Linked DNA regions of Homo sapiens: region 1 is linked to region 2. The links are chromatin contacts, found by Hi-C or POLR2A ChIA-PET in ENCODE. All regions are on one chromosome and are shown on one strand. Each heading gives the region's core, a stretch centred on a gene start or an enhancer-like site at or near the end of the contact. The rest is flanking DNA. Distances are from core to core; before and after follow the strand shown.

Region 1 (3,774 bases), core at 879-3,378, 58 kb before region 2:
TGACTTTTTAGTTTGACTAATATATGTCACATCGATAGAGCCTAAATCTCAATTTCTTTACTATTTCAAAATTCTTTAAATTTTTTAAATCTCCTTTTAAATGATGAATATGGATAAAATTTAAAAATTCCCTTTGAGGCTATATAATTATATAAAAATTCCCTTTGAGGCTGTATAAATTATAACTATGTTTTCTACATTTTTCAGTACATTATATTATTTTTATACACACTAGAGAATATTAAGACAATATCAAATGTGGCAGATTATGTGGGTAAATAATGAATTTAAACACCCATTTACTGAGTATCTATCATGAAAAACTACATTAATTTCAACCTCACAAGAACCTTAGAAGTTTATCCTCATTTTATACAGGCAGGAACTAAAAAATCAGAGCAGTTAAGGAACTTGCCCAAGATCACACAGCTGATAAATTTCAGAAATGGAGTTGGAATCCTTATATCAAAGCTCAGGCTCTTTCTAACATTATGTTGCCTCCTTCTCAAAGCTAAGTTTCAGATTTATCTTTCTCATAATATTCTTTCCAATTAACTTGAATTCCTTCAGGATGAATTGATACAGCATGTATTACACTGTCACATTTTTATGTTTTTCTTTGGACTTCTCTCTCTTGCTGTTTCACTTGTCAGCACCACTAGATGTATATGTTCCCTAAGTCCAGACACTCTATGCTGTATCCTCTATTTCCTTGTATGTCCCCACAGCAAGAACCACTTTGGAAAAATAACAACTTTTTACCCTGGTTATGCTGGGGTATGATTACAGGGATCTTTCACTTTTTACACTATATATATCTGTATTGTTTGAATTATAAAAAAAACACACATACATACATACAGATAATTATCTATACCTAATATTTAAAAACTTAACGATAAATGTCCAATGCGAAAAAAAACAAAGAATATATACACATTTATATAATATACCTAGTTTTACCATTTGAATTCTTGGAGATTAAAAACAAAAGAGTTAAATGAGGGAGGCATCTTAGTATTTTTCTATTTATAATAGTAATGGAAAAGGTTCTAAAAATCTGGAAGAAATGTCTAAGACACAGAACTAAGAAAAATACGAGGATATTAAGTGCCCAACACTTCATTTTTAGAGACACAAAAAGGAATGATTAAGGATAATGAGAATTTATATCACTGTTGGAAAGTGATGCAAAATTTAAATGTAAACATGTATGCAAAGCAAGCATTAAAACAATATATAGGTTGGGCATGGTGGCTCACGCCTGTAATCCCAGCACTTTGGGAGGCCAAGGCAGGTGGATCATGAGGTCAAGAGATGGAGACCATCCTGGCCAATATGGTGAAACCCCGTCCCTACTAAAACTACAAAAATTAGCTGGGCAAGGTGGTGTGCACCTGTAGTCCAAGCTACTCGAGAGGCTGAGGCAGGAGAATCACTTGAACCTGGGAGATGGAGGTTGCAGTGAGCCCCGATTGCGTCTTAAAAAAATATATATATATGTAAGAAAATCAAAGAACTAAAAACATGATTTTTAGTTAGACTAGGGCCACCCTCCAAAACGTTAACACAAATACAGAAGTTATGTATTTATATCAGTAACAGCCCAAAGAGAACTTATTATGACCAAATCAAAATGATTAAATCTTCATTCTTTGTGATAGATTATTTAGGTAGAAGTGTTCTTGAAGTCCTATAAACAAGACTGTATTGGGAAAAGCAATTTTGCTTGGTAAACTTTGTGTTTGACAGTAGAGTGACTTTCTATAGCTTACATTGAAAGAAGGCATTTGAGAAATGTGTACTTTTTAAAAAACAAATTAGTTGAATAAAATAAGAAATGAAACCGATAATAGAAAAATACAGTCAACTCTTAATGCTGTGATTGTGATAAAGGATAGCCAAGCATTACAAATTGGCTAGAATTTGGAACTGGAAAAGCCAGAAATTCAGCAGAGTTGAGAATTTTGACAAGGTAAGGGAATCAGTCATCAGGACTTTTTCTTTTTTCAGAAACAGGCATAAACAAAGTTCAAGACGAGCCAGTGAGGTCAGAAACTAAGCAACAAGTAAGCAGAAGTGAGTATAAATAGATATGAGAAGTAAGTCTAATCATTGGGCCAGCAATTGGGCAAGCAAGAAGAATAAGAAGGTAGTTATTGGAGTTCAGGGCAAACAATGTGGACCTGGAGGATACCGGCTCCAAAAGAGGAAAGGAAGTAAATGGTCAGAACCCGGCAGGTGGTCGGGAACCAGGAAATTCACAATAGCCCGATGGGGAGAGTAAGTTGGACAACTTAATTCTGTGACAAGTTGTCTCCAGAAATTTCTCCATCATTACCATAAAGAAATGTCATGAAGAAATCAGCATTTGTAGGTCTTGAGAGTAGAAATAGGAAGGTGCATCTGACCAGACATAGCTCATTGCCAGGTTTTCATGGTGTTAATCATTCAGCAGTTTTATATATAAAATTTTAAAATTGATTCTCCCGCCCTGTCTCTACCTCAAGTACGTCCTTACCTGTCACATCAGCCCTCTTTCTGGAAAGCTACCTAAGCTGTGTTTCGTGTATCTGTGATCTGTAACTGCTTCATGTCTTCCAATTCACTCGTGTTTATTCCTACTCTGATTTCATTTGCCTACCTATTTGGTTAGGGCCTCAAGCTCAGCTCAATGAGGTATTTTTCTTGAACAACTGATTTCAACCATGAGCCAATGAATACTCCACACCTGTTCCTCAACAACATCTGAAGCAGAGCCTTTAACTTTCTGGGACCTTTGAACTCTTCTGGGAGTTTTTAGATGAGGCCAGCAAAGCCTTCTACTGCCTATCAATGAAATTTTAATCTACTACTGTTAAAATCTTAAATCTCTATCTGAGTAAAAGGTTCTCTCCCCCATCACTGTCTGTGTGTATTGAGGATTGGAGAGTGCTCACTCAGTATCTGCATTTTACTCCCCTCCCCTTTCCCTTCTGGAAGCTGTGGCTCTTCCAGTGTTGAGGGCACGGAGGGTGGAGAAGACAAGGGCAGTCCCTTTGCTTGGCTAGACTCTATCGAAATCCCCTCTGGCTGTCAATACTTTTTTTTTTTTTTTGAGACGGAGTCTCGCTCTGTCGCCCAGGCTGGAGTGCAGTGGCGGGATCTCGGCTCACTGCAAGCTCCGCCTCCCGGGTTCACGCCATTCTCCTGCCTCAGCCTCCCAAGTAGCTGGGACTACAGGCGCCCGCCACTACGCCCGGCTAATTTTTTGTATTTTTAGTAGAGACGGGGTTTCACCGTTTTAGCCGGGATGGTCTCGATCTCCTGACCTCGTGATCCGCCCGCCTCGGCCTCCCAAAGTGCTGGGATTACAGGCGTGAGCCACCGCGCCCGGCCTGTCAATACTTTTAATGTGGCAGGCAACCAAACACTGACTTTTTAGTGGGTCTATGTGGGAGTTTCTGGAAGAGCTCAGCAAGGCCTTGTACTGCTGTCTCCTATCATATGAGATAGGCTTCTTACCAACCTCTTGTTCCTCATTGTAACTCTCTTCTCTGGAGCTGCACCCTGTAGTCTCCTGATAGGTGCTCTCACCTGGCTGGCAGCTTCATTCCAAGCTGTCTTACAAGGAAACTTAAGCATCTATGCCAAGCCACATGGTGGGGACAAAAAGATGACTCTCCTTCCACTCTTCCTCTCACTCTGGCTCCCCTCTCCATTTCTCTTTACTCTCCTAAGTTAAAAACAGATATGTCAACACATCTGTGCCTATGCAGACATCCAACAGGGTAC
Region 2 (4,021 bases), core at 173-2,672:
CAGCACTTTGGGAGGCCGAGGCGGGCAGATCACGGAGTCAGGAGATCGAGACTATCCTGACCAACATGGTGAAACCCCATCTCTACTAAAAATACAAAAATTAGCTGGATATGGTGGTGCATGCCTGTAATCCCAGCTGAGGCATGAGAATCGCTTGAACCCAGGAGGCGGAGGTTGCAGTGAGCTGAGTGCACTGCACTCCAGCCTGGCAACAGAGCGAGACACTGTCTCAAAAAAAAAAAAAAAGAATAGCATAATAAAGAACCATAAGTAATTTGCTTATATTTGTTTGAGGAAACTTTTGGATCAAGGTGACAATCCAGCAGTTTGTTCCCTAGTCAAGGTTGAGGCTACACTTTCTGTCAGTAGTGGCTCTCCAGACCAGTAGCATTGGCATCACTGTTATCTGAGAAGTTGTTAGACAGTCTCATGAAGTGTTCGATCAACTGAGTGAGGCTCAGGAATCTGTGTTTTCACAGGTGATTGAGGTGATTCTGATGCATGCTGAAGTTTAAGAACCACTAATCTGTAGTGTGTTAACTTTTAAGTTTGTTCTGGTTTTGGTAAATTCAGAGGGATTGTTTTTGGTTTTGTAAGTATAACCTTGCAAAATTAGACCAACCTCCCAAGAGACAGCTATCATAAATGTTTGGGATAAGATGATACCAACTGACTTGACCGTAGACCAAAAATTTCTATAGTTCAAGATACCTGTGTTTGAGATCATTCACATTAAAATTTTATCATATACTCTGCTTAATTAAGTACTTTGTTGGCATGAATGAATAATCTGTACTGAAAATGACAGCTATCAAAAGCCAAAATAGTTATCTAACAGCCCCAGGGAGGGAGGTGAGTCACCTATTCTGCTTTGGGCTGGCATATTTCTTTATAGACTAAAGGGTGTGGGAAACAGGAGCTGTGCTTGGGCCTTTAGGATAAGAAAACCTGGGTGGTTTTTTCTTTTTTACACTTTCACTGAGCCAGACTGTTACATTGTGGTTTCATCATTTTAATTGAATTGTGGAATTCTGAAATATGAGAGAAACAAAATAAATAGGCCCTGTAAATGCACATGCAAATAAATTTTTATTATTATCAATAAACGAATCTCGTTTACTCTGACTAAAAACAGATGAAAGCAATTATAAAGGCTGCTGTGCCATCCAGCCCCTCCCTACTGACTGCTTTGACTTCTTCGAAAAAAAGGACAGTGGAAAGTGAAAACAAGCAGCTAGAGATGACAGTGTAGTGAGAATAAGAGTCAGACATCAGAGAAATGAAGGCAGAAGAACATTTCAATAGGGAGTGGTTAACAGTAGCAAAGGTTGCTAGTAGGTTAGATTAGGGCTAAATGTGTCCATTAGATTTAAGAACAGGATCAATGGTCACCTGGAAGAGTAGTTTCAACGCAGCATAAAAGAGGAAGCTAGATTGTCATGGGTTGATTTATGAGTGGGAGATAGTGTAGAAACAGCAAATTTTGGAGCAGATGTTAGTTAGATGTGGAGTTAAGTGTTTTTTTTACCAAATGGTATTTACTGGGTAAGATTGTATTCATTATTATTTAGACCTTGCCAACTTTATTACCATGTTGATTTGGCAGATTTTTATTTAGCATGGGTAACCCTAACAAATTATTTTTCAAATAAATGTATTGTTTCTTTCAGGCTGTATGAAATATTATAATTCAGTATTATTTCTTTGCATACCCTCAAGAATCTAAGACCCTGGTTAAAAAACTTTGCCATGTAGCAGGCGTGTAATTCCTTTTAAAATCTGAAATATCCTTTAACTTATTCTGTTGTCTAAAAGGATTTAAAGGAAAGCTATAATATATCTGGCATACCAAGATGGTTTGAAAACTCCTTGAAAGCTGTGACTTTCTCTTAACTCATCTAACACCTAACATATTCTTTTAAACAGTGTTAGGAAGTTTTGTTTAGCTCTGCTATTTAAATTGTGGTTGCTTCCATTGTAAAATCTGTTTTTCAAATTTATTTTAGCTTATGGTTCAAGAGTACCTACTATGTTCCAGACAGTGCTGGGGTTAAAAATGAATGGCACAGATTCTCCCATGAGTTACAGTTCACTGGGAAGGACAGAGAGGTAAACAAATCATTGCAGCTGTGTGATAAAGGCTATAATAGAAGAACAAATTAATGCCTTCCTTATTCTAATCTAGTTGTTTCCCACCCTGAGAGATTTGCTAAAGTGTTCATGCCAAGTTTATAACTGACAGCAGCTGTAACTTGCCCTTTAAAGTACTGTACTTAGTCTCTGCCTCTGGAAGAGTCTACTAGATAAGTAAGTTACTTAGGGGAGTAGGACTAATTTTAGTCAACACAGACACAGGGATGGTATTTAGGAATCCTTTGAGACTAATAAATCAGGCATTTTAGATAATGCTTATTTTCTGCTTTATCAGCTCTATAAAACTAAAATCCTTTGGTGAATTTACTCTTGTTTATATGTTATTCTTTACTCATCTAATATAAATTACTTTTCTAAACAAGCAGTATAGGTTTAATGATCTTTTATGTGAGTGTGTATGTTTTCTTTAAGCCCCTTAAGAAGTGAAAAATGTGACTTGAGTAAATTTAAATTTGAGTCATTCCTTGATTTCTTTAAAGCATTTTAATGAAATAATTTGAATGTACCAAAACTTTGTAGAATAAACTCTTTACCATTCTTAATCTTGTAGTATCTGTTTGATATGTATAATAATAGACCATCTGCTCTTTTCACTATGAGAGTGAGATATTACATGCAAGCACTTATATTTAAGTTTACAGTAAATTATCATGGTTGAAGGACTTCAGATTTTTAGGGTGTGAATCGGGTAAAAGGTTATTGTCTTTCTGCAGAAAGTGACTATGTAAGAAGGTTGAAAGATCATAGTCTTTTTGGAAGACTGAGTAATAATAAAACTCCAGTCTCGTGTTAAAAAAAAAAAAAAAGAAAGAAAGATCATAGTCTCTCTTGATAAGATATGGAGATCAAAGATGGATAAAGCATGGTTTGTTGCCTTTAAATAACTTTTCAGTGTAATGGGCCATAAATTTAGGCTCAATTATGTGGTATACTATCCAAACCTTCTATAGGACATTTGCAGTGCTAAGTTTCAGCTTGTCCACACTGATTGAGAATCACTGCTGATATCTAAGAGGACTGGGTGGGGTAGGGCTGGATTTTTAAACTCACGAGGTAGCTGTCACTGTCAATAAAATGCCAATAGCAACCACAGTGAGAAACAGCTATGTAGGCTAGCTCTCGCTCTTGGTGTAACTATGTCTGTGTGCAAAGGAAGTGGAATTGATTTTGTGTTACAGAAAAAAACACACACAAAGAAAAAAACACACAATGAAAATGGAGATCTCTTGAGTTCTTTTTTGAAAGCCCGTAGTCAAAAATTATTTTTTAGTTCTTTGTTAGTCAAATGGTGCATCTAATGGTCAGGGTGTCAGTACCAGTTTCGAAGTACAGTGCCAGTTATTTCCCTGATGGTAGTAGCCTCCTTAAAACTTGGATATTGTTTATCCTGCGATTTAAATTTCAGCTATTTACTCTCATTTTTAATGATTTTGTGAGTATTTAATACTTGCTTTATTTTATAAGTATCTTTATCCATTTTGGAAGTAGACAATTATGAGTGTTTGGTTTTAATGGCCATAAAATGAACTATTGGATTTGATCTCCAACATCCCTTTAGCTGTTAAATTCTAGAATTCTTTGCTTTGTAACCATGATTTAACAGAAAAGTCTTTTTAAAATAGTGTTTTATTTTGATTTAGTAACTTTTATAAAAAGTAATACTTGCTTAATCACTCCAAAAAATCAGTAATTACTCTGATTAAGGTATCATATTAGTATATTTGGGTCCGGGGAATAAGCTCTAATTGTGTACAGTTATGTCAAAGTTGATATTAATTTATGAGATGGTACACATTGACTTCTAAACACCAAAGAACTAAAAATTTGAAACTTAAAACTTTGTATTCTCATTAAATGAATGAAAATA

The links. Hi-C counts contacts between places; a loop is a spot of excess contacts on that map. ChIA-PET counts read pairs that join two places held with the same protein, here RNA polymerase II (POLR2A). Pooled maps may share reads with other maps.
Region 1: a pooled map shows a loop between it and region 2 (2.1-fold over the local background). The contact joins two enhancer-like sites. A Hi-C loop is called at or near these places in 1 of 50 pooled maps. POLR2A ChIA-PET finds 5 or more read pairs at or near these places in 2 of 52 experiments (WTC11 and activated CD4-positive, alpha-beta T cell).

What each region holds. Positions count from the first base shown.
Region 1 is chr12:89,720,110-89,723,883 of GRCh38, reverse strand. The region is part of intron 2 of LOC107984543 (a long non-coding RNA gene); the gene reads right to left. Among named protein-coding and RNA genes, the nearest start is that of ATP2B1-AS1, 13 kb to the right of the region's middle. Within about 2 kb of position 2,128, at least 3 of the 41 ENCODE cell types and tissues checked have a DNase peak (open chromatin) inside an H3K27ac peak, as active enhancers do.
Region 2 is chr12:89,661,077-89,665,097 of GRCh38, reverse strand. All of the region lies in intron 1 of ATP2B1 (ATPase plasma membrane Ca2+ transporting 1), which reads left to right. Among named protein-coding and RNA genes, the nearest start is that of ATP2B1, 46 kb to the left of the region's middle. RefSeq lists an enhancer at 3,324-3,373. Within about 2 kb of position 1,422, at least 3 of the 41 ENCODE cell types and tissues checked have a DNase peak (open chromatin) inside an H3K27ac peak, as active enhancers do.